2 separate regions of the Homo sapiens genome follow, and region 1 is linked to region 2. The links are chromatin loops, found by intact Hi-C in ENCODE. Cell type or tissue: heart left ventricle. All regions are shown on one strand. Each heading gives the region's core, and the rest is flanking DNA. Links, peaks and the distances in the headings are about the cores only.

Region 1 (12,165 bases), core at 2,428-10,427, 180 kb before region 2:
CCAGATGTGGGCAGGAGCAGTCTCGGGGACAACAGACACAGCCCGCTGAGGAAGGCACCCAACCCTGGGCTTGGCTTTCCTTTCCTTTCTGGCATGGGGCTCAGGTGTCCAGAGGCGGGAGGATTCCGAGGGTCTCTGGTGGCTGCCTTCTCCAGATTTGGGCTTGGACTGGGCACAGCTGGGAATCAGTTATGTTTTGTTTTGTTTTGAATTGGCATAGTGACCGTCTTAGGCAGAAGGCAGGCTGCCGCAGGGCCTCCACGCTCAGGCGCTGCCTGGCGATGGCTTCTCCGTGGAGGAGAGGGAACTGCTCTGAAGCAAGCCCAGCACCGCAGTCCTGGCCAGACCCGTGGGCAGATCCCTGGAGTCCTGTCCCCACACTACCCTTGGAGCTGCCTTCCGAGTGTAAGTTACAGTTTCAGTCACAGCCTCAGAGGTGGCAAGTCACTGACTAGGAAGAGAGTTGAAATGAACAGAATTCTGAGTAAGAGTAATACTAAGAGTTACAATTTTATGTTCCAGTGAGGTAGAAAATCTTTTACGTCGACTGAAGGCTAGATCTCCTTTCATGTGGAATCTCTTTGTGAAAGAACAGCATTTTCTGAGTTCACGCCTAGGTCTTGGTTAGAATCAACAGGGTAATGGTGGCAAGGGAGAGGTTTGTGAAAATATTCTCAGACTGCACTTGTGAATTATGAATGCGACTGCTAACATTGCTTTAGCAGTTCAGTGACACCTATCTTTGCAAAATGTACTTTCACTTGTAAGGGCCAAATAATTCTAATAGAAACATTTTTTGGTATGTAATTATGTAGATGTAGAGTGATACACTTTTTTTTTGCTGTGCACTTAAAAATTATCAAAGTAATGTTTGGAACGTCTGGAAACTCTACTTCTGATCACTGGTCAGTTTCACGCGTGTGTGTGTCTGTGTTGTATTGTTTTTAGTGTGTGCACACAGGCCTGCAGCCTTAGCAGTTACTGGAAGAGTGGTCTATCTCATTTATTTTAAAACCAGCATCACCCGTTCCACCTGTCACATGTGGTGGTGGAATTTGAGAAGAACGGGGACAGTTTGATCAGGATAGTGAAGCTGCCCAGGGGCATAGCCTGTGAATGCTAATTCACTTTCTGTAAACAACCTCTGCAGTGTTTGGTGTTTGCATGTATGAGATCAGCCGTCAGTTTTCGCTCAGATCCAGCTCCTGCTGCTGTCTAACTGAGATGAGCAAGCCTCACTTCAGACGTCGTGTGTAACCCAGCTACTTCATTTGTTCATTCTCATCTTTTGCTTTTCTGGAAGGTTTCAGCCAGAGGCTGGGGCCCCGCATTCTGGCTGGCTGATTGGAAATCACGCACATGTAAGGATTGTCCAGCAGCTTTCCTGGGGCCCCTGGTGACAGCTTGCATGCCATGAGAACTGGCACAGACTGTGAGTCACCCACTGTCCTTCCTGAGCTTTGACTTAAGGTAACATGGGCAGACCAATGCATTGTTTCTTTTTCTTTTAAAACAATTTTTTAGAGATGAGGCTTCACTATGTTGCCCAGGCTAGACTTGAACTCCTCACTTCAAGCGATCCTCCCACCTCCCCTCTGTAGTAGCTGGGACGACAACTACTACCCCCAGTGCACCTGGCTTGACACATTCTTTTTAGTCTTTTGAAACTCTTGTACTTTCCAAGATGTGCCTGGAGAGATATTTTCCTCTTAAGTTTAAGACTATAGTTTTCTACTGATTTCCTTTGTTTTCCTGTCCCAGGGCAGAATATTTTGTTCCTGTCGATGGACTGCAGATGGTGCCCACTCCGCCTCCCCTGCCAGTCTGTCCTGGACTCTCTATCCGTTTTCCTTAGTCTCAGTTCCTCCTTTACCCTCCTCCCCCCTCGGCTTGACTCTTCTCCCTGCTTCCCTCCCCTGTTGGGATTCTGGCCTAGTGGGAGATGGTTTCATCTGAGCATCTGAAAATATGGGGCTTCTTGGTCTTTATATGCACATCTGAGCATGCTACTGAAGGCAGAGGAAGGGAGATCTCTTAGGGAGTCAGCACATGCAAAATGCTGTGCCTTCAGACTGCCTCTGCTACCTCTTACAAGGAGCCTCACACCGCAGGCTGCCCTTTAGCTGTTCCCTTGGAATGCAGCCTTGTTAAGTCACTGCCAGCGTTTCCCCTCTTGGCGTCCCTTTCTCTTACCTAAGTTGTTAACTCCAGACTTCGCTGCTTTCTTAAAGGCTAAAGTAATGGGCAGAGTAAAACCCTGAAATGTTTAGAAGCTATGCAGTATTATATTGTAAACCTGTAAAAATTCTTAACAAAGTTAGTGGCTTGGAAAGATTTTCATGAGAACTTCAGCTAAAAGGCAGTAAAGTAAATGCCTTAAAATAACTAAACTTTGGCTTATAACAAGGCCATTGTTTGGCAGTGTCCACTTTTTAAAGACTTTCCAGAACTTGGAGGAGGAAATGATCCTGAGACAAAGTAGTGATTTAAAAAATGAAGACAGTAAATTAACATTGACATTATTCGCCAACAATTGATTTCTTGTCTTCCAACTTTTTACCCTGCATTCTGAATAAATTGGACCATGTGAGGAACTAGAAGATTAACTTTAGGGTTTTTGTTTGATTGAAATTGGTTTTGCAGAAGTGGAAATTTGGCAGCATGTATGGAAACCAGTAAATCAGTTTACAGTGTTCTGTGCTTCTTAGTTTATGAAACCCACAAGAATGAGGAAAGGCTGCATGTCTTTGAATGCGAGAGGGCTGAACTAATGTAGGGTTTGCCTTTTCTGGAAGTTTATTTTTACCCTTATTAATTTAGTAGCTTGTAGAGCAGCATGTCCAAACTTTAACTAGTTAATAGTGGCTCCCAAGCTGAGCAAGATTTCAATGCCAATGGTTATTTTTCAGTGGTCTCATAGAGAAAATACTGGGAAATATTCTAAGAATGGTGTAAAATGAAGAGGAACTTGGTAATTTTTTAAAACACTGGCTCAATGAAATGTAAGCAGCTGGCTTACACACAGTGACAATCTTTACAATCAGATATTGTGCTCTGAACTAGTGCTCTGATGAGGTAGTAGAAGCATGTCTCTATTTTCAATTAAAATGATCCGTTAATGTGGGAATATTTGGAGCATCTGTGTCTTTTCAAATGAACCGGGGTAGATGATCTTTTTTTTTTTTTCCTGAGGGGAAGCCCATTTGCGTGGTGGCTTCTGCTGGTAGCATCCGTGCCTGTTTCCCAGCCTGCTGGGGCCCTAGCGAGCTGTCCGACGTCATGTGCTCACACTTGGAGTCAGTCTGAGTCGGCAGTGTGGGAGTTCCTTCCAGAGAGATGTGTTCTTTTCATCTTGAATGGTTCATAGGTTTCTGCAGCAGGCATGGTCTCATTCTCAAACTCAGTGTCCTCACAGCCTTCTTCGACCCCTTCCTCCTGGTATCCCCTTGGATGTTCTGTCCTCCATCCTCCCATGTGGCCCTGTCCGTCACCTGACATCCATGTTAACATGCTTATGGGTATCACTCGAATAGCTGCCTTCACAGCAGGCTCTTGCTGCTGTGGATTTGAACAAGTATTTGTAGAGGAGTCAAGGCAGGCTACCTTGATCTGCAAACACACCAGGGCTGTCTAGAGCCGTGTCACTGGACCGCTGTGCTGGTGTCTCCTGGGGGCTTGCTAGAAATGTGGAGGCTGGGCATGGTGGCTCACATCTGACATCTTAGCACTTTGAGAGGCCAAGGTGGGATGATCTCTTGATCCCAGGAGTTTGAGACCAGGCTGGGCAACACAGCAAGATCCTGATTGTACAAAAATTTTAAAAATTAGCTGGGCCTGGTGGCGTGCCTACCTGTGATCACAGCTGCATGGGAGGCTGAGGTGGGAGGATCACTTGCACCCAGGAAGCAGAGCCTGCTATGAGCTGTGATGGCTTCACTGTAATCTAGCCTGGGTGACTCTGTCTCTTAAAAAAAAAAAAAGAAAAGGAAAAAAAGAAAAGGAAATGTAGAACCTTGGGGCTCACTACAGATGTGTAGAGTCTGAATTGGCCGGGTCGAGAGGGCAAAGTATGCTCGTTCCAGGCCTATTTGCATTACCGCGTACAAGTGTATCACAGCACTGGAAGCCAAGGCAAAGGTACTTTAGCAGTAGAATGTGTTTTCATTAAGTTATTTCAGAGTACTGGATCCAGGACTTTATTTGCAAAGTTTATGCGTAGATGATACAGATGGGGTGAGTTCTGTTTGGCTAGAGCGGAATGCAGTTAGCTGCTTTCTGCTTTCTGGACCCTGCATGGTTGTGCTGCGAGGGATCCTTCCTCAGGGCGTCGGCAGGTTCCACTGGGAGGCTAGAACTCTGCAGGAGCGGAGACCACAGCCAGCACTAAAGAAGTGATCTCTGACAGAAGGGAAGAGAAAATGTATTTCAAATAATGAGACTAAGTATTGTTTTTAGAAATTAAAAAGTTATACATGTGATATGTATGTGTGTGTGTATTTAAATACCACAACCCAGAGTGTGTTTGTGTACATATGTATTTGGATATTATCTGTGTATATATGCATACATGTGTACATATTGCATTTGAAATGTGTGAAAGTACACAGTGACTACTACTATGGGGGATTTACAGAGGAAAGATCAAACATAGTTTAATGGAGGAGAACGACCAATAATATATGTTTATTATTGGCTCAGTTTACCTAAACAACAACTAAACACATACACCAGTGAGCAGTAAACATTTTGCCATTCAGAAATGCTGGGAAATAGGGTGTCATGATTTTTAAACCATTCTAGTTAATATAGAACTGTCCTATTATACCATTGACACTTAAATAATGAGACTCTAATGAGGGTTAGCTAAGACTCAAGTGACTGTAACCAAAATGATTTCTTGCTGCTGATGTAGACGACTGTAGGATCGTCCATTTCTTTGGCATCGTGACGTTAGGCGTTCAGTGCCTGTGTGAAAGCGAAGGGTGGAGAGGGACCCTCTGAGCCTGTAGAAGGCCCATTTCCCAATTCCCACTGGGGGGCTTCCAGCGCACTTTCTGGGTACTTAGTTCACGAGGTCTTTTTGAGTCTGCCGAAGGAGATCTTAGCTACCAATGAAGACCAAAGAGTCCGGGTCGAAGGCCTCTTCTCAGTGTTCTTCCCCTTGTGATGTCCTCAGCATCTGACACAGGGCCTGGCATGTTCACTATCTGATAAGCCCCTGTTGCGTGAAGTCCTTGAATGCCGATAGCGTTCCCTGAGGTTGGCCTTGTCCTGTCTTCCTGTAGATGGCTCTGGAATTTTTGACGCGCAGGAGGTGGGGCCTCTGAACTTTGCTGCCTGAGCACTTGAGCCAAGAGAGTGTTAGTTGACATTAGGCACATAGACTGCTTTTGCTTTGACTGACAGATCTTGGTTGAAGGGAGAGGGTGGGAAAAGCTGAACCAGCCCTGGTACAGGGACTGCTCCCAGCAAGTCAGTTTCCACCCCACCCTCCTGTTCAGTGCTTTTTTTTTTTTTTTTTTTTTTTTAAGACGGAGTCTTGCTTTGCCAGGCTGGAGTGCAGTGGCACAATCTCGGCTCACTTCAACCTCCGCCTCCCAAGTTCAAGTGATTCTCCTGCCTCAGCCTCCCGAGGAGCTGGGACTACAGGTGCATGCCACCATGCCTAGCTAATTTTTGTATTTTTAGTAGAGATGGGGTTTCACCGTGTTAGCCAGGATGGTCTCGATCTCTTGACCTCGTGATCCACCCGCCTCAGCCTCCCAAAGTGCTGGGATTACAGGCGTGAGCCACCACACCTGGCCCTCAGTGCTGACTTTGAGGGATGCTCCTGACCTGTGTGTGGCAGCTGCTCGGGGTCTGGGTTGCCTTGGTCCAGGTAGAAATCCCCTAGAGGGTTGTCGTGGGACTCAGGTCTTTGAAGAGACTGGACACTTGAACTGTGCCCCAGCAATGGCCGGAGTTGGTGCTCTGTGCTCCAGAAGAGGGGACTTGCCGGGTGGCCATCGCCATTCCTTGTTCGTTCCCGGCAAGCAAAATTGGACCACTTTACTGTTGCATCTGGTTTGAAGAGACTTTCATTTCTATTTGGGGAGAAGAACACTCAAACACAGCGAGACAGCTGCCAGACGGTGCCTGGCTTTCGCCTCTGTCTCGCTCCTCCTGGCCGCGTTAGTGTCCCTGGGTATCACCCCATGCCGCGTGCTCCGTATGTGTTCCTCGAATCTGAAAGGCGCTGATGAAATGCTTGCTGCAGCTTTGTTAGGACACAGGCGGTCATGCTTTAGGCTGCTGCGGGGACAGAGGCATTATGCAGCCTGTAGGAGCCATGGCCAGTGCATGGTCACTCTGCATGGCAGCCTTGTAGACCCAGCTGGGACACTTCAGGGACAGCTGGAGACCTCCTGTTGCTCTTGACTGGGGTTACCATGACCGCTAGCTCTTCACTGAGGCCAGACCCAGTGAGTGCAGATTCCTGGTGCTGGCCGATGAGGCCCTAGGAAAGACGCACCTATGGTCAGTCTGTCTTGGCTTCAATTTACTCAGAATAATGTAGTCCTGTGAGAGAGAGAGAAGCTAGGGAGCTGTGGTGCATCAGCTAGTAAAGATGTTAGAAAATTGTCAAAACAAAAACGATGTGGCATTTACAGGTTGAATGCATGAATGAATGCACACGTGCATTTTATGATGTGACACTGTCCCTGATGCAAAAATCAGGTGGGTTACTGCATCTGTGGTGATGGGGTGGGTCCATCTGCAATGTTTCTGAAAAAAACATCATAAAGCAAGGTTGGTTTTGGGAAGGGTGCCTTTCTTTTCTATTTCATATGTCACCAGCTGCTCCGTGTGTTTTCTGTCCCATTATGATTTTCCTGAGATGGCTCTTCACTCTGTCTCTGGGCCTCCTTGTGTTTAATTTATTTGTTTTTGAGACAGGGTCTCACTTTGTTGCCCAGGCTGGAGTGCAGTGGTGTGATCATAGCTCACTGCAGCCTCAAACTCCTGGGCTCAAGAGATCCTCCCGCCTCAGCTTCCTGAGCAGATAGGACTATAGGTGCGCACCACCACATCCGGCTAATATTTTCTTTTTTATAGAGACAGGATCTTGCTATATTGCTCAGGCTTGTCTTGAACTTAAGCTATCCTCCCACCTTGGCCTCTCAAAGTGCTGGAATTCCAGGTGTGAGCTGCCGGACCCAGCCCCTTGTGTTTTAAATGGCTCTGCTTCCCAGGACCCAGCCACCAGCTGGAGTGAGTCCTGCTCCCCAGAAAGGCCAGAAGCCTGCGGCCAGGCTTCTCTTCAACTTTTGCCCAAACAAATTTCCCATCTTCCTTTACCTTAGAGAGTGAGAACACCGTAAAGATGAAGAATAAGCGCGCCTGCTTCCCTTCAGGGTTTTCCATCCTCCAGCCCCTCATGCAGTCCTGTCCTGGTGCAAGGGAGGTGGTGCCTGTCCCTTTTCAGGAGTTCCACCCACTCTGCCTCTTCTTGCTCTGCTTCTTAGGGGCCCATGGCTCACAGCTGTGTCTGGGACGTGTCATTCAGGAGGTGGTTTAGGGTTAGTGAGATCGGCAGCCCCACAGGACCCTGCTGTTGGAAACCCACGTGTGGATGCCCCGATGCCTGGTGCCATAGGGTATGGCGTGTGAGGAGCTCAGCCAGTGCCTTCTCTTCTCTCCTCAGCGAGCGGCTGTGCTTGCTGGCTCTCCTCGGTGGCTTCCTCTTGAATGAACCTTTCTTCTGAAGGCTTGATTTCCTTCCGGGAGGCTTAGTGTTTCTGCTCAGCCTTCTTTCTTGGAGGCCTGGGCTTGATGTTGAGTTGTGTTTGGTGAGGTTATGGAAAAAGCCTGTGTTTACTAAAACAGAGGGAGGAGGCCTGGATGGGGCATCAGGTCTGTCTTTGTGCTGTAACCTGGAGCCGTTGATCTCTTGGCTGGACCTGGGGAGGGGTCGGCCAGTGACCCCTCCAGTTCCCTGCTGGCCCCTACACAGGGGATGCTAAGCAGCAGGTCAGTGTCTATTTTCACAGCTAGAGAGTTAAAGTTATGCTGAAAGGAAGAGGTGAATTTGTTGCAGTTCTCTGCCTCGTGTCATGGAACTGCTGTTTTTAGTTTTTCTTGGCTTGGGTGTGAGAATCCTGCTGCCTGCGAGGCTAAGCATGAGGGAGAAAGCGTGGAGACGATGATCACGTTTGCTGAGTGATTGATGAAGAAGTGGGAATATATCATACAGTCCTGAATGTAGATTTCAGGGGAGTGTGACAGGTTTCTGTAATGAATAAAGTTTTTCTTTTGTACTCTTTTAAGTAATTGTATTGATTTAAATATTTTCAAATATCACTGTTATTAAAAGTAGTCCCTTTGGAATGTAAAATAGACACAATGTTGGGTAGCAGGAACTGTGTATGTGTTGAATTATTATTTTCAACAGAGCTTAAAGTCTTGATTAAAATAGTTAAAAATCATCAGTTTAAAAATGGAGTATCTTAAAGAGCTGGGCATGGTGGTGTGCACATGTAGTCCTAGCTACTGGGGAGGCTGAGGCAGGAGGATCATTTGAGTCCAGGAGTTTGAGGCTGCAGTGAGCTATGATTGTGCCTGTGAGCAGCCTCTGCACTGTAGTCTGGATACCATAGCAAGACCCTGTTTCAAAAAAAAAAAAAAATCCAGAAGAAATTTTGAAACAGGTTGCCAGGAAATTGGATTGGCATTTTGTTTTAGAATTAGAGCCTGGTCTTTTGACCCATACAGGTTTTGTCACTTTAGTTGGGAAGGAAAGATTTATTGATACTAATGGAAAATTAAAAATGAGTCACAAATTCTTACTTTGGAAATTCTCTTAGGGAGCTTTTTTGTTTTTAACCTTGAACTGTAGATAAGTAGATGCCAGAGAAGTGGCAAGGATATTTGACAAAAGTAATAACTACTGAGTGACATTTTAAGCACTGACTCAGGTTCACTGGTAAAATGAAATCAGTGCTGGAGAAGTTGTGTGTTCATTCTTTTGGGGTAGAACATGAAGCCAAATATCTTCAACCTATTTTGAAATTCAGAGCTATGGGCTCTACTCTGAAGGCTTGAATAAGTTCGGTTGCTGTGGCCTTTTTGTGACTAGACATTGGCAAATCATAGTTCTATTACTTTGGCTCACTTAAAAAAATGTTAATAGCACAACAAGCTGACTGTAGTCAATAATAACTTAATTATATATTTTAAAATTGAAGAGTGTAATTGATTGTTTGTAACTCAAAGGATAAATGCTTAACAGGATGGATACCCCATTCTGCATGATTTACTTATTTCATATTATATGCCTGTATCAAAACATCTCATGTACCCTGTAAATACATATACCTACTATGTGCACACAAAAATTAAGAATAAAAAAAATGTTAAAGGCCTCCCATGTGCCACATACTCTGCAAAGTGTTAGGGATGCCAGGATGACGGGGATGTGGTTTTTGCCCACAAGGAGCTAAAAGTTGAGTAGGAGAATGAATTTCCACTTTTGGTAGATGAGGCAGGGCAGAGGCCTGCTCTAATGTACAGATGTGTATGCGTTTAGTATATGCATATATGCTTTATATTATGTAACCCATATTTAATTACTAAGTTATTTTATTTATTTATTTATTTTGAGATAGGGTCTTATTCTGTCGCCCATGCTGGAGTGCAGTGGGTCGATCTTGGCTCACTGCAACCTCAGCCTCTTGGGTTCAAGTGGTTCTCATGCCTCAGCCTCCCGAGTAGCTGGAACTACAGGTGTGCACCACCACGCTCAGCTAATTTTTGTATTTCTTGGTAAAGATGGGGTTTCACTGTGTTGGCCAGGCTGGTCTTGAATTCCTGGCATCCTGATCCACCCGCCTCGGCCTCACAAAGTACAGGAATTACAGACATGAGCCACCGTACCTGGCCTAATTACTAAGTTACATTTATCAGTTTTCTGTTGCTGTGTAACAAATTATTATAAACTTAGGAGCTGAAAACAGTACTCATTTGTTATCTCACAGTTTCCAAGGCTCCACAGTCAGGCATGGCTTAGTTGGTTCTCTGGTCAGGCTGTAGTCAAGGTGTTGGCCAGGCTGTGTTCCCATCTGCAGGTTTGAGTATGGAAGAATCCACCTCCAGGCTCATTCATGTTGCTGGCAGAATTCATTGACTTGTAACTGCAGGACTGATGTCCCTGTTCCCTTGCTGCTTGTCAGCTAGGGGCTGCTCTCAGGTCCTGGGGAGCCCTTGTAGTGCTTTGCCAAGTGGCCCCTCACAGGCCCCATCATGAGGTGGCAGCTCGCTTCTCCAAGCCAGCAAGGGAGTCTGTCACTCCCTCGTTGCGGACTCCTATGTAGGTCGCCTGGTGTGGGGAGAAGCATTCTTTGTGGTATTCGGTTGGGTAGAAGCCAATCACAGCTTCCACCTACACTCAAGGGGAGGGAGTTGTACAGGGTGTAAGCAATTTGGGGAGTCACCTTAGAATTCTGCCCACCACAGTACCTTTCTGGTTATTTCATGGACTTCCGTTCCCAAGAAATCTGAGCGTTTGCGTCCTAGGAAGACTGGTGAGAGCAGCCCCAGTGGAGGAATAAAAACTAAGATCTGGAAAATCAGCAGTGGGTTGTTTTCATCTCTCAGCAGGCAGGAAACAGGAGGAGAAAGGAATGTCTGTAGGCTCCCAACACTGATGGGAAGGAGGTGTTTGGCTGGGGTAGAGCTCCGCAGGAATCTCCCAGGCTCCTCTAGCTAGGTGCAGCCGTGTTTTATCCGGCTGTCTTTACATGGGCTGATCACTCAGGAGTGGCATATGGCAGGAGCACGCTTTGGGGTACGAGCCTCCTGGAGAATGAACTGCAGCACACAAGCCAGACAGATGGTGGCTTAGTCCCCCTTGGACAAGAGTGTGTCCTGCACACTGGAGGGCGGGGTGCTGAGAGGCGCTTGTGGTGTCTGAGGCCGAGCTTTGCTGAGTTCACCTGAAACTGCTTTGGAGCTCGAGGCGGTCACCCGAGGATACCCGGCGCTCCACCTGGGACGGTGCGATGCCCACAGAGCATGCTCACTCAGTTGGGATGGGGATGCCAGTGACAGGTTGTATGGAATGGACAAAATCTGAAGCACCAGCTGGGAGGACACTCTCCTAACAGGATGGTGGGCAGGTAAAGGCAGCCTTGCAGGCAGAGTCACGAACGTTACCATCCCAGCAGTGTCACTGCTAGAGGGCTTGCCTCTTCCATGAAATCAGACATGTATTTCAGCAGAGGAATCACTGGGGCCTGCCCGTCTTAGGTGGGCCCATGTTGTCTTGAGACTGGATTGTCGTGAAAGAAGATGGTCTTTTCACAGCTTTTAGAGTGTGTATGAATTTTAAGAAGACCAGTCCAACAGGGATACTATCTGTTATTTGGCCTCTCATCAAAGAGGAGGCCCGTGCCTCTGCAGGAACAAGCGTGTGTCCTTTAACAGATGAGGACTCGGTGCCCCTGTGACTGAGTGGAGGCAGAGGGGGATTTTGTCCCAGTTTGGTAATTCTGTGCTGTAATTCTTCTCTCTTCCTTCCCTTTATTACTTGATGCCTATTATTGCATTTTTATTGTATTCATTTTGATATTTATGCCTCTTCTCGTGACAGCCCTCAAATATTTAACTGTTTTTGAAACTTGAGAGGGGGACACACAAAAAGAAACATGGCTCACAGAAGTTCTTCATCTTTCTTTCTAGCGGTTCAAGCTCTACGTTCGTGACATCAAACCTCCTGTTGGGCCATTTCCGAGAACTCCCATCAGTTTCTGTATAGTGTAAAAGGTAAGTGGAATTACTTGTGACTGTTCTTTGTGATGATGTCTGGGAAGCAGAGCTTGTCGCGGCAGGAGCTGCTCTGCAGTGGTGGACCTGTCTGGCTGCGTTTGTTTTGACAAGGGTGTGCCTCATTTGTGTGTTTCTTCTTTGGGGCTGGATGTTAATGGCTGGGGCTTGGGTATCTATTCACAGTAGAAGCTTGGGTGACACCTGTGTGTTTTCAGAGCCAGCCCTGGTGGGGGACAGTCAGTGGCAGAGCTGGGAGATGCCCAGAGCCCCCTACCTGGCATGCCAGCTTCAGCCTCTGGCCTCAGGATGCCCTGCTCCGCTCGAGACGCCATGTTTTCTCAGTTCATCTGTGATTTTAGTGAT
Region 2 (12,165 bases), core at 1,544-9,543:
CCTGCTTCCTGGGGGAGGCCAAGGGGTGGCCGGGAGGGTGTAGGGAGAGGGGGTGCTAAGAGAAAAGGCCCGCTGTTACTGATCAATTTTAGTGCAAACTTGACAATTATTAGGCATTAGGGAGAGCGTGAAAGGACAGTTGTAGGATGATAACACTATTGATTTAAGCCGTACTGCCCAGAATGCAGAATGATATATTTCAGACCCAGGCTTCAAAGGCCGGAGAGGAGCTGGGGTGAAAAGGAGGATGTTGTCGTGTGTGCTTAAGACGGGAATGCAGCCCGCGGGGTGACCTGCGTTAATTGTGTATATTAACACACTCAGCACTGCTCTTGTGGAAACCGTTGGTCTTGACTGTTCATTTAGCCTCTTAATTTGCAAGGGTTTTAGAGGCTTACCAGGCTTGCTTTCTCTTTTTATGAATTTCTGCGAATTTCTTCATGCTGGGTCTCTTCCGGGCAGCTCCACAACTGGCAGAGCTGTAGGAAAGCGGGTAAAAAAATCCCCAGCGCCTGCCTGGCTGCGCTTGGGTGCCTGCGTAGTCGTGATGCTTGTCTTCCTAATTATTTTCTGAGTGGCGGGGATGGAGTTTATGTGATGTCAGAAGTGAGTTTCTGCTCATGAAGACTCCCAGTGTAAGTGTGGTGGGAGTCGGGAAGGAGATATTGAGGTAAAGATGAGATTGGGGGGCGGAGGCTGGGGGACCACCGATAAGGCGGGAGGTGACGCAGCAGCTTGCCGTTCGGCTGGGAGGTGCTTTGTCGCTTGGTTTGATGGCCGCTAATCACGTCTTGGTCTTGAAAAAAATTATCCAAAAGGGTACTACGGTGAAACTTGGAAGGGACCATCTTTGAGTAACTGAAGAAATAAAGCTGAAGTCTAAAGCTGCCATGAGATACGTCGTGGACTGCAGAGGTGGGTGACCCTCCGAGGGCTGGACTTCTGGATTCATCCTCTGGGCTGGTGCCTCTTTCAGTCATGGCAGCTTTAACATGGGAAAGAAACCCCAACAACCTAAACTTTGCAGTAATCATTTTTTCACTCCTTCATCCATTCTTGTTCTGTCCCAAGAGCTAATAACAGAGGGAAAAGAAGATATTTTTTGCTTCCTTCCCAGAAAGAAAACAGAGATCAAAGATAAAAAATATTTTCAAAGTAGACAATCACTGGAGAGGGAAGAAAGAAATCTTGTTTCAGGAGTTTGCAGTAGTGAGCAGCGAGTGAGTCTGTCCTTTTTCCAGACAGCTCCTAGAAAAATTGCCGTGGTCCTCCGGAAGGTCCAGCTGTCCTTAGAGGGGCACCTTCTTGCCCTAGACCCTTTGCTTGCTGTTCACACCAGGACCATCCACTCAGGGCAGAAACTTTTCATTCCCTGGGATGGCCTGTAGGGAAGGGGCACATGGCAGGGGGCTGGGCTGTGGGCATCAGCACTTCTCCTGCCAGCCATGAGGCCTGGAAGGGGAGCCTTGTGCTAAGTGACACTTAAAATCTTGGGACCATAAAGTGCATCTCCCCATTTCAGAGACTGGTGGCTCAGTGGGGTGACCCCCAGGCTCATACGTGTGCTTGGGAGAGGAGAATCTCAGATTGCCCTGCCTCCTTGAGAAAGGCCCCTGTCTTCCTGCGGGCGTGCACCTGTTCCGGAGAGGGCCCCTGAGCCAGGCTGTCTGCTGTGGATGGCTCTGCCATGGCGCTATCTCCTTCATCCTTATCTATCTCTTCATTGTTAGTGGAGGGTGTTGGGCATCTGTTATTTGCTTTATTCTAAAAATTCAGAGAAAAAGGAACTTGAGCTACACTTCAGGCCTTTTACCCTTAGATCTTGGGGGAAGGTCAGCTATGGTTCCAGGTAGGGTGTACCGCCGCAGGCCCTTGCATGCCAGCTGTTCTCCCTGTCTGGGTTTGGGCAGGTGGTGGGTTCAGGCCCAACCGCTCTCTCTGTCATGGGGCCGGGGTGGTGGCTGAGCCAATCAAGCAAAATGATGGACCTTCCATCACGGGATGTAAGCCCGTGTCTTGACTTCACGTGACTTTTTGTGGAAGGACAGCCAAAGGAACACATTACCGAGAGAGTTCGCTCTTCCATTTGCATAGGCTTTGGAGATAGAAGTGTTGAGTATTGTTTCTTCCTTGGTGAGAGGGGTTGGCATGAACCCAGAATTTTAAATGCCAATCTGACCTTAAAAGGCTGGCAGAGACCCTGCCCTTCCAGGCCTACCCGTGCCTCCCACTGAAGCCCCATGAGGCCTCTAGATCAGCGGCTGCTGCCTCCTCTCACCCTTCTGGTTCAGTGTCTGCTCTCATGTTAGGAGACGTTAACTGGAAATGACAGGACCTGGGGCCAGTGCAGTTAGCTTCTCTCCCCCCACCCCCCCCCCCAAAAAAACACACAAGATCCCAAGACTGATTAGTTTTCATAAGTTGTTGAAGGAGAAATAGTTGTTGAAAGATTATGTCTGGACAGGGGGCTGGAGGGTGTTATAGAGAAAACATGTTTGGGGTAGTCACTTGTGGAAAATTATATGCTGAGTAATACAAAACATCCCATCTCTGGGATACTTCATGGAAGGTATTTTTCTGAGTATTGAATGCGTGAGAGGCATGGGCTGGGCTCTATGGGCAGGTGCAGGGCTGCAGGGGCTAGGTGACATGGGAGGGTGCAGTGTGTGTGAGACGGAGGCTTTGCCTCCCAGCTTTGTTCTGTCCAGTGCTAAGTGGTGTCCTTGAGAAGGCCCACAAAGTTGTGGCACGTATCTGCAGTGCCAGTATGCAGGACAGAAGGAACATCTTACTAAGCCTGGGTGCTCAGGGAGGCCACCATCATGGGCTGGCAGGGTCTGGAGAACCCCTGCTCTTCAGGGGGAGTGTCGTGGGGAGACGCCTGGGCAGGGATGCCACATAGGCTTGTCATGGAAGCTTGCGGGGAGGGGAGGGCTGACTTTGAGGAGCACCACTAGAAAGGTAGGTGGGGTCAGATTCTAGAAAGCCAGGGATGTCAGGCCAGATCGCTTTCATTCTCTTTCATGAAGGAAGTCATTGAAGGTTTTTGAGCAAGAGAGGCTACGACACAAAGCTGTTGTATAGCCGGAAGGTCCTTAGAGATGGCTTAGTTTAGTTCTGCACTCAGGAAAGGAAACTGAAGCCTGAGATTACGTGACCACTTCAAGGTCACAAAAATAGTCTTTGGCAGAAGTCCTAATATGTATGTTTCTAGTCTGTCTGGGCTACTATTACCAAATACCATAGACTGTGATATGGTTTGGCTATTTGTCCCCTCCAAATCTCATGTTGAGATGTAAGCCCCAGTGCTGGAGGTGGGGCCAGGCGGGAGGTGTTTGGGTCATGGGGACGGATTCCTTGTGGCTTGGTGCTGTCCTTGAGGTAGTGAGTGAGTTCTCACAAGGTCTGGTTGTTCAGGTGTACGGCACCTCCCCCCTCACTCCTTGCTTCTGCTTCCCAGTGTGAGATACCAGTCCCCTTTTACCTTGCATGATGAGTGGAAGCTCCCTGAGGCTCCCTGGAAGCAGATGTCAACACTATGCCTCCTTATGTAGCCTGCAGAACCCAGAGCCAATTAAGCCTCTTTTCTTTATAAATTACCCAATCTCAGATATTCCTTTATAGCAATGCAAGAGATGGCCTAATACAGATGGGATGGCTTATAAACAATCAAAATGTGCATCTTACATGTCTGGAGGCTGGGAAGTCCAGGATCAAGGTGCTGCCGGACTCAGTGTCTGGCGAGGGCTTGCATCCAGGCTCACAGACCGTGCCTTCTGGCTATGTGCTTACATGGCAGAAGGGGAAGGAAGCACTCTGAGGTCTCTTTCCCATGGGCATGAATCCCAATCCTGAGGGCTCTGCCTTCATGACTGAATGCCTCCCAAAGGTCTCACCTCCTAAGCTTGTCACTCAGGGGTTAGGATTTCAACATATGACTTTGGGGGTGGGGAGAGAGTACAAAAACTTTCAGAGCCTAGCAGTGCTTCCCATTTCTTAGGACAGTTCTCCTTCCACTAGACCCTGTCCTCACACCAACTTGTCAGGTTAGGCAGTGTCAGGGTGGCAGGAGGAAATCACCCGGAAGGACCCTCCCTTGCAGAGTAGGCAGCCTATGGTGAACGTGGCGTGTGCCCCTGAGAGTAGGGACTGGGCCTAGCTAGGAAGGCTGTCAGAGGGGCAGGTCCCCAGTAGCTGTGCCTTTGGGATTATGTAAAAAAGGGTTTGGAGGAATCCACATGAAAGCCACAGCAGGAGATGAATAGGGAGGGAAGTCAGAGTGTGCCCGGCACAGCAGGGTCCCAGTGTGGTGTCCCCAGTTTTGGGGTTCACGGTGGCAGCGGCGGCTCCTGGCCACCCTCCTTGCAGCGCTTGGAGGATGCAGCGGGTGCAGACTGGGTGCCGTGGAGGGGGGCGAGGAGGAGTCTGGGGCTATCTCCTGGCAGAGGGATAGCTCAGCAAAGGTGGTGGGTGCACTAGAGAGAGAGGAGGACCCCTGTGAGCAAGTCTCTGCGAGGGTAGGATCGAGCCTAGAGAGTGGAGATGTGGACGGAAGAACTCCAGTGCACAGGAGGAGACTCTTCTGAAGCTGGAAAGGAGGAAGGCGGGAGTCCTTGCTCCTGGGCAGAGCTGCTGCTATGAGTCAGCCTGGGGCTGGGGAGTTGGAAAAATACCGACATAGGAGGGATCTGCAGTCCTGACAGTCAGCATCTTGGTCATGCTCTGCAGTGTTCAAAAGAGCTTTCTGCGTGTATGAACTTCTCTCCACAATTCCACCAGGTCGCGTGTTTACTAATTGCTAAGTGCTTTACTTGAGTCATCTCATTTAATTGTTAGAACAACCATATGTGATAAGAACTCATCGGACCCCTCCTTAGGATTAAGGAGGTCAGTGGCAATGAGTCCAGCCTCAGCCTGAGGGGTGACCCCCAGCGAGAACCTCCAGGAAGGCCAGAGGCAACGTCCTGGGGCAAGTGAGGGGGACCACGGGGGATGCTACATGGAATGCTGCTTTCCAAGTGCAAATGACCAGGGAGAGAAAGGGCACAGAGATGGGCTTGTGCTCTGCTCAGCATGGGGAGCACCGCAGGGGTGCACATGAGCGAGCGTGAGGTCACGGGATTTGCATCATGTGCAAATGAAATGCAGGAATCACAGGGACAGTCATCGTTTTAAAAGAAGCAGGACCCCGGTATCTTGCCCTTTGAAAACAGATGATGGTGGACTTTGTTTTGCATTGCTCCTGGTGTGCCTGTGGTTGCGTGCACGTGCTCGCGTTTTGGAAATGAGGAGGCCCGTGAACTGGTGTCCTGCTGTGTGTGAACTTGGGGTGTGAGGTTCGAAAGGAGCAGGACCCTTCATGATGTTTTTCTTGGAGGCCCAGCCCTGAAACTTGTTTGTGTCATACATGACAATGGATTTGTGCACTTTTTGTATCACAGGAATGAGTTAAAATCAAGAGTCAGCAGCTCCGCTACTCCGTAGTGACCTTGGTTTATTAACACCTCAAGCCTGGTTTTTCGCAGCTGCCGGCAAGGAAGGCAGGTTTGATCCCTGGAGTCACTTGTGACGCAAAAAAAAAGCATTCTGAAATGGTGACTTGACCTCTGTTATTAACTTTAATGAGATAAATATTAGATGGAACATTTAGCCAAGAGAGGTGTTTCTTTGTAAATAGTGTTATTATTTTCAGGTGTCTGAGAGAGACGTTGATCAGGGCATGCGATGTCTTTGAGCCCCCGCTGAGATGAGAGCCCCAGCTCTGAGCAGTGCCCACCCATCCTCTGCAGGGCGCCCGGTGCTCCACCTGCCCTTCCCTCTGTTGCCCCTCATTACCTCCCAGCCCCGTCCCCAGTACTGCTGTGTAATCTGTTCAGTGGGGACAATAATGACGCAATGTGTGATCCAGAGTCTAGCACCTCGTGGCGCCTTGATGGAAATAGAAAGCTGTGATCACAGCATTAAAATATGCTAACAGGCTGCGGGAGCTAATGGGCGCCGTGTTCACACTGCAGATGTTCATTCCGGCGCTGCCGCCGACTGCGGGGACAGAGCCGGAGGCTGCGCCGTGCACACCCAGCTTCTCATGGTGGTTTTGTTTATTGCCGGGGTGTTCTCCAAAAGGGGCATCCTGCCTCCTTTATAAGGTGTGCTGTCTTTCTGGCTCTGCGATGATATAAGACCCCTTTTTGTCTGACTGTTAGATGCGCAAGCAGACTCAGTGTTCACGTGGAGGGAATGTTAGCAATGATAACAGGGTGCAGTCGTTTGATGAAAATAAATTGGATTTTATCCTGTTTGTGGTTAATGTTTATCTAGTTGGAGTTTCTGAGCACTAGAAAGGGGTTCCAAATGCATTGTCTAAATTTGTGAAAGAATTCCAGTATACCACATTTAAAGGGATGATTTAAGTGCATTATATTAAGTTGTGAATAATATGGAATTTTGAGTGTCTGGCTTGCAGTGCTGTCTTCCATTTGCTTCCTGGGTCGGCCTGGGAAATGACTCCATTCTCTTCATCATCTTTGCCCTTATTACTAGCCAGGCACCTCACTCCTTATTTTCGTGCTCTTACTTTGGGGAAATCCATCGGATGAAACATACACTCAGTGAGTAGACAAGGCAGCCAGAGGCTATCTGCTTACAGGTGGGTGGCTTTGTCCACGCTGAAGGATGCCTGTCTCTGCAGAGAGGGTAGCAGCAGGACATGCCTGGCCCGGGATGGCCATCCACCTGAGCCACAGGTCTGGGCACAGGCACAGATGAGCTGGGAAAGGGGCTGGCCTGGTCCAGAAGGTGCTGGAGGGCAGAGAGGCACTGTGTTGCTGTGACAGTCCCTGATGAATGGGGATGTGTGGGATGTCATGTTGCCTTTGGAGATCAGACCACTCCAAGCCCTCAGCAGCAGCCTTGGTCCTGATGTGTTCATTCATCAGGCATCCCACTTGGCTGCGCACAGTGCTGGATCACCTGCGGCGGGAGCAGGGCATGCGCCCTGGTGGGTGCTCAGTCCGCGTTTGTTGAGTGGATGATCACAACCCTGCAAACATGTCACTGAGCTAGGCAGTCCAAAGGGTGTCCCTCCAAGGGAGGCGAAGCTGGTGGATGCTGGACACCTGTATGTGCAGGAGCTGGGGGCTGGGGAGGGGGCATAGGTGCTGCCTGGGAGAGGCACCAGGTGTCCTGGCACCAGGACCAGGGATGTTCCTCAGGCTGGGCTGGCAGACAGGTCATTTTACCCAGTGGGCACTTAGGCAGGAGGCCTGGGGTTTCCAGGCTTTTTGGGGGCTTATGCAAATATTGCAGACCTGAAAAAAATTCTGCTTCCAAGATAGGCAGCGAAAACTGCCAAATTAAAATGCACACATTTAATTAAATGTTGACAAAACGTGATGGCTTGTCAAATAGTCACCTGCAATTCATTGTCTCAAGTGGGATGTGGTGCTTTTTCCTGGGTTTGATGTGACATCTATGAGGCCCGTAAAGGTCATGAGATGCCCTTGGGTAGCCATGGTGAGAAGAGGCTGGAGGCTGCAGGGGCACCTGCTCCTGCTGAGCAGGTAGAGGAGACACTAGGAGCAGCTCAGCATCCCCCCACAGCCTGGACGGCTCTGAGGGTGGGTCGTCATTCCCTCTGATGAGCTGGGCCGGATCACTTGAGATACAGGCAGAAGGTGGAGAGGGGGCCAAGTCATGTCCTCCCCGTGGCTGGGGCAGAGCTGTGCATCTGGCTTCCTCCTTCCACACAGCCCCAGGGAAGATATCCGGGGGCTTGGCAACCTCCCCTTCAGCTGCATTCAGCCCCACACCGGGTGCCATTTCTGGTGATCTAACATACAATTGAGCAACTCTTGGTGGTGCTAAGATAAATGGATGATAAATTGCAGTTGTATATTTTTAAGATTATGAAGAAAGCAAACATTTAAAATACAAGCCTGTTTATTAGTCTGTTTTACTCAGAGCCCCAGCTTCCGAAGTCTGGTTGCCCTGAATTCCATGTAGAAGTCCTGCCGGGACTTCTGGCAGGAGCGCCCGCCATGTCCCGCGCTGTCTGCATTGTTAGGAAACGTGTCCTTGCTTGGCTCCCAGCATATGGAGGAGAAGTGAATGTGTCACTGCTGTGGCAGGAACACATCTTCCAAGAACTAAGGGACATCTTGTCACGGACTCCTAGGCAGGAAACAGGGCAGAGTTCCAGGTGTCAGGTGCTGTGGTTTGAGGTGTGAATAAATAATTACCAAAATGACTGGCTGTGGTGGGGAACGAGGAGCATGTACACGTTTTGCCTGAAAGTGGGAGCCTGAGTGTTAGCATGGTCCCCCCGCCGTCTGCCTGCCTTCCTGAGCGTGCCACATCTACACGGGGGTGCCCCTTCCTGACCGGGGTGCCCTCTCTCGCCTTCCCTCCTGCTCCCTGTGCACCTTGCCAGGGTTTCCCTGGGCAGCTCTGGTGAAGGGCGTGCGTCACGCTATCCAGGCCCTCTCCACGCCTCAGTGGCCAGTTGCCTTTCCTTTCTTTCTCTTTCTATGATGCTCCTGTATTGCCCCTGGATTCCTCTAACCCACATCATGTTGGATTTTAATTATGTGTTTAATGACTTCTCTCTTACTAGATTATGAGTAAATCCCTCCAAGGGAGGGTCTGTGTTTTGTTTATTTTTGGTCCCTGAATGTCCAGTGCAGGGTCCATGTGCATGCACATATACACACAAATCCATCAGATACACATGTATTCATAATAAGTTTGCTTTTTAAAAGGGTATTTTATATAAATAGAAATGGGAAACTATTATATTTGCAGACATGAACCAATGTATGCTATCAGTGCGGGTTTGAGCCCCAGCTTCAGGCTCAGTAAATCATAGGTCAGCAGAACAATGCCACCCATTTTTCTTGGGATATGTGGTTTTTTCTAGATTCTGTGGCTTACAGTGCTATCCAAAATTCCTTCCACTCCTCCTTCACCTCCTTTCTCAGCTCCCAGGATTTCTGTCTGCCTGGGGAAAACCCTCACCCTGTGTTTTTCCTCTGGTGTGAGAGCAGAGAACAGTCATCCACATAGAAGAACACTTCTGTGGCCTAGTGTGTGGGGCTTCCCCACAGCCCAGCAGTGGACACCTGCTGTAGTGTCAGCTCCACAGGCCGGGGGGTCAGTCCCCAAGGCTGCCCCTCAGACTCCAGTTGCAAGTCCAGGCCTCAGGAATTTCTGACCGACTGGCTTCAGGTTGGGGTTCTCACAACCCCCTTGCTATGTTTGATTAATTTGCTGGGGGGTGCTCACAGAACTCAGGGAAACACATGTTTACATTTACCAGTTTGCTCCAAGGATATTGCAAAGGACACAGATGAAGGGCTGCGTGGGGCAGGGCATGGGGAAGATGTGGAGTCCTGTGCCCTCCCTGGGCACCCCCCTCCAAGAGCCTCTGCATGTTCCGCCATCCAGAAGCTCCCTGAACCCTGTCCTCTTGGATTTTTATGGGCGCTTCTTGATGTCAGCTTTCTTCCCCGCTGGTGGGGATGGGGCCTTCTCTGAGGAGGATCGTATGAGCAACAGGAAAGGCTGGAGGAGAGAGATGTTTTGCCTGGCAGCTGAAAGGCGGACAGAAAGGACAGGAGAAGGTTGGGGAAGTTCTGTTTCCTGAGGCCTGACGCACCCGACCTTCTAACAGAAGACTGTAACAGGGCTGTGGGGTACACAAGCCAGGTGCCGTGGAGGAAAGCCTGTAGATAGATCCACATCACGGCACCACCACTTCTCCCCGTGGTTCACAGGCCCTCCCCAAGCATCCCAGGGCCCTCTGCTGTGAAGGCGGCTCCCCCTGCCTCGCTACCTGGGCCCCCGCTCCCCTGTGCAGTGTGCTTATTTCAGTGCTGGTCTGACTTGCTCTTTGTGGTGGTAAGCTCCATGAAGGCAGGACCATGCTCAGGGAGTTTCCTGTCCTTCACTGCCCCAGGGATGTGGCAAATACTTAATCAGTGTTTGCCTATGGAGTGAACAGGTCCATGAATGGTCTTGGAAAATGATGTATCCCAGCACCATGGTGGTGGTCATTCATACGTGTTCTCATGACTTCTTTGCTTTTCCTAATGGTGAGTTCGGTAGGCCAATTCATTTCTTGCTGAAAAGTGTGGTAAAGGCAAGTCTCCTAACTGGACCAAGACTACAGCCTGCAGAACGCGCAGGGCCTGGGCATGGGGAAGCACGGATGAGGAGCCTGCTGCTGATGCTGAGCAGGAGCCGTGGAGGGGTCTACACCACTCTGCTGACTCTGCGTGATGAGGATTCAAAATGCCATTCACGCAAAACAAATTTAGCAACTAAGAAGTAGAGCGGCGCGCTGCTTTAGAAGCACTATGTGTTAGCAGGTGTGGTACACACCTGACTTTGCTTCTGTGGCTGAGGAAGGGGAATGAGTCTTCTGTGCGTAAATCTTTCCACAAGCACCATCCTGGGTGTCCTGCCTGACCAGACTTGTGAGCCAGGGCCAGGTTGAAGCATGTGCCCAGGTGAAAATTATGCATTATTTATTCATGTGAGCAACTCTGCGCCTATTTTGAAACATTCACTGCTTTGTTTTGTTTGTTTTGTCTAATTGCATGAAAGATGTGGTAGGCAGAATAATGCCCCCCAACAAAAGGTGTCCACTTCTTAATCCCTGGAACCTGTGAATATGTTACCTTACTAGCAAAAGGGACTTTACAGATATGACTAAGGCTAAGGACCTTGAGTTGCAGAAATTATCCTGGACCATCCAGGCAGGCCTGGAGACATGAGTCCTCTAAAAACAGAGACTCTTTCCCAGCTGTGCTCAGAACCAGAGGTGACCACCAAAGAGAGATCAGAGCCATGCCATGTGAAAAGGACTTGACTTGCCATTGCTGGCTTTCCAGATGATGAAGGGGCCTCAAGCCAAGGAATGTGGGCAGCTTCTAGAAGATGGAAAAGGCAAACAAATATTCTCCCCTAGAGCTCTGGGAAGGAACACAGCTCTGCCACCTCCTTGATTTTCACCCAGTGAAATTAGTTTTGGATTCCCAACCTGTAGAACTGTAAAGTAACAAATTTGTGTTTTAAGGCCAGGTGTGGTGGCTCACGCCTGTAATCTCAGCACTTTGGTTTTGGAAGGCCGAGGTGGGAGAATCATTTGAGGCCAGGAGTTCGAAACCAGCTTGGGCAACATAGTGAGACTCCATCTCTACACCAAAAAAAAAAAAAAAAAAAAAAAAAAAAAAAAGCCAGGCATGGTAGGTTATGCTTGTGGTGCCAGCTACTCCGGAGGCTGAGGCAGGAGGATCACTTGAGCCTAGGAGCTTGAGGTTACAGTGAGCTATGATTGTGCCACTGCACTCCAGCCTGGTAACAGACTGAGACTTAGTCTGAAAAAGAAAGAAAAATTAAAAAATAACATTTGGTGTTTTTTTTTTCTTTTTGTTTTTGTTTTCCTGAGATGGAGTCTTACTCTGTCGCCCAGGCTGGAGTGCAGTGTGTGATCTCAGCTCACTGCAACCTCCACCTCCTGGATTCAAGCCATTCTCTTGCCTCAGTCTCCCAAGTAGCTGGAATTATAGGTGCCCGCAACCACGCCCGGCTCATTTTTGTATTTTTTGTAGAGATGGGGTTTCACCATGTTGGCCAGGCTGGTCTCAAACTCCTGGCCTCAGGTAATCTGCCCACCTCAGCCTCCCAAAGTGCTGGGATTACAGCTGTGAGCCACCGCACCCGGTCAAATTCGGTGTTTTAAGCCACTGAGTTTGTATAGCTTGTTATAGCAGCAATAGGGAAGAGATACATATGGCTTTGTCTATAGAAAGATATTGCTTAAATAAAAAGAAGAAAACCCTTCCAGGTCTACATTTTCTCAGGCAGTGCTTGCGCTTTAAGGAGCACGTGCAGGATATTTACATCAGCAGCAAGTATATGAATCGTAGCCTAGTCTCATCGTTAGAGGTGCATAAACTCAAGGTAAGCATACCCTAAGTTTCCGCTCAAGGTCATACCCTGGCTCCAGCCCTGTCACATGGTTAATGTTCCACAGCCAGTGACTGAGCTGGAGCCAGGGCCACTGCCCCCACGTCGTCACGCCATGGTCATTGTCATTTCACTGCAGTTTCTCCAGCTTCCTTTTGAAGAGGAACACAAAGGAGAGGTGCTTTGCAAGGATACAGT

Evidence for each region. Peaks named below come from ENCODE experiments on the same cell type or tissue, not always from the same donor. Only the 100,000 strongest peaks of a DNase experiment are listed, where the experiment ranks them.
Region 1: it touches region 2 in a loop (2.2-fold over the local background); 5 of 110 quality-filtered maps call a loop at or near these places.

What each region holds. Positions count from the first base shown.
Region 1 is chr18:13,266,390-13,278,554 of GRCh38, forward strand. It overlaps LDLRAD4 (low density lipoprotein receptor class A domain containing 4), which reads left to right. Exons shown (of 7, transcript NM_001378100.1): 2 at 11,716-11,799. Among named protein-coding and RNA genes, the nearest start is that of C18orf15, 33 kb to the left of the region's middle. RefSeq lists enhancers at 1-84, 6,201-6,700 and a silencer at 1,981-2,275. In heart left ventricle, for the core only: no CTCF peak of the experiment used is centred there; DNase peaks (open chromatin) are centred at 3,252 and 6,186; H3K27ac peaks cover 3,702 bases.
Region 2 is chr18:13,447,959-13,460,123 of GRCh38, forward strand. The region is part of intron 4 of LDLRAD4 (low density lipoprotein receptor class A domain containing 4); the gene reads left to right. It overlaps MIR5190 (microRNA 5190), which reads left to right and starts at 11,989; the gene lies at 11,989-12,068. RefSeq lists enhancers at 6,994-7,637, 7,638-8,283. In heart left ventricle, for the core only: no CTCF peak of the experiment used is centred there; a DNase peak (open chromatin) is centred at 6,014; H3K27ac peaks cover 4,366 bases.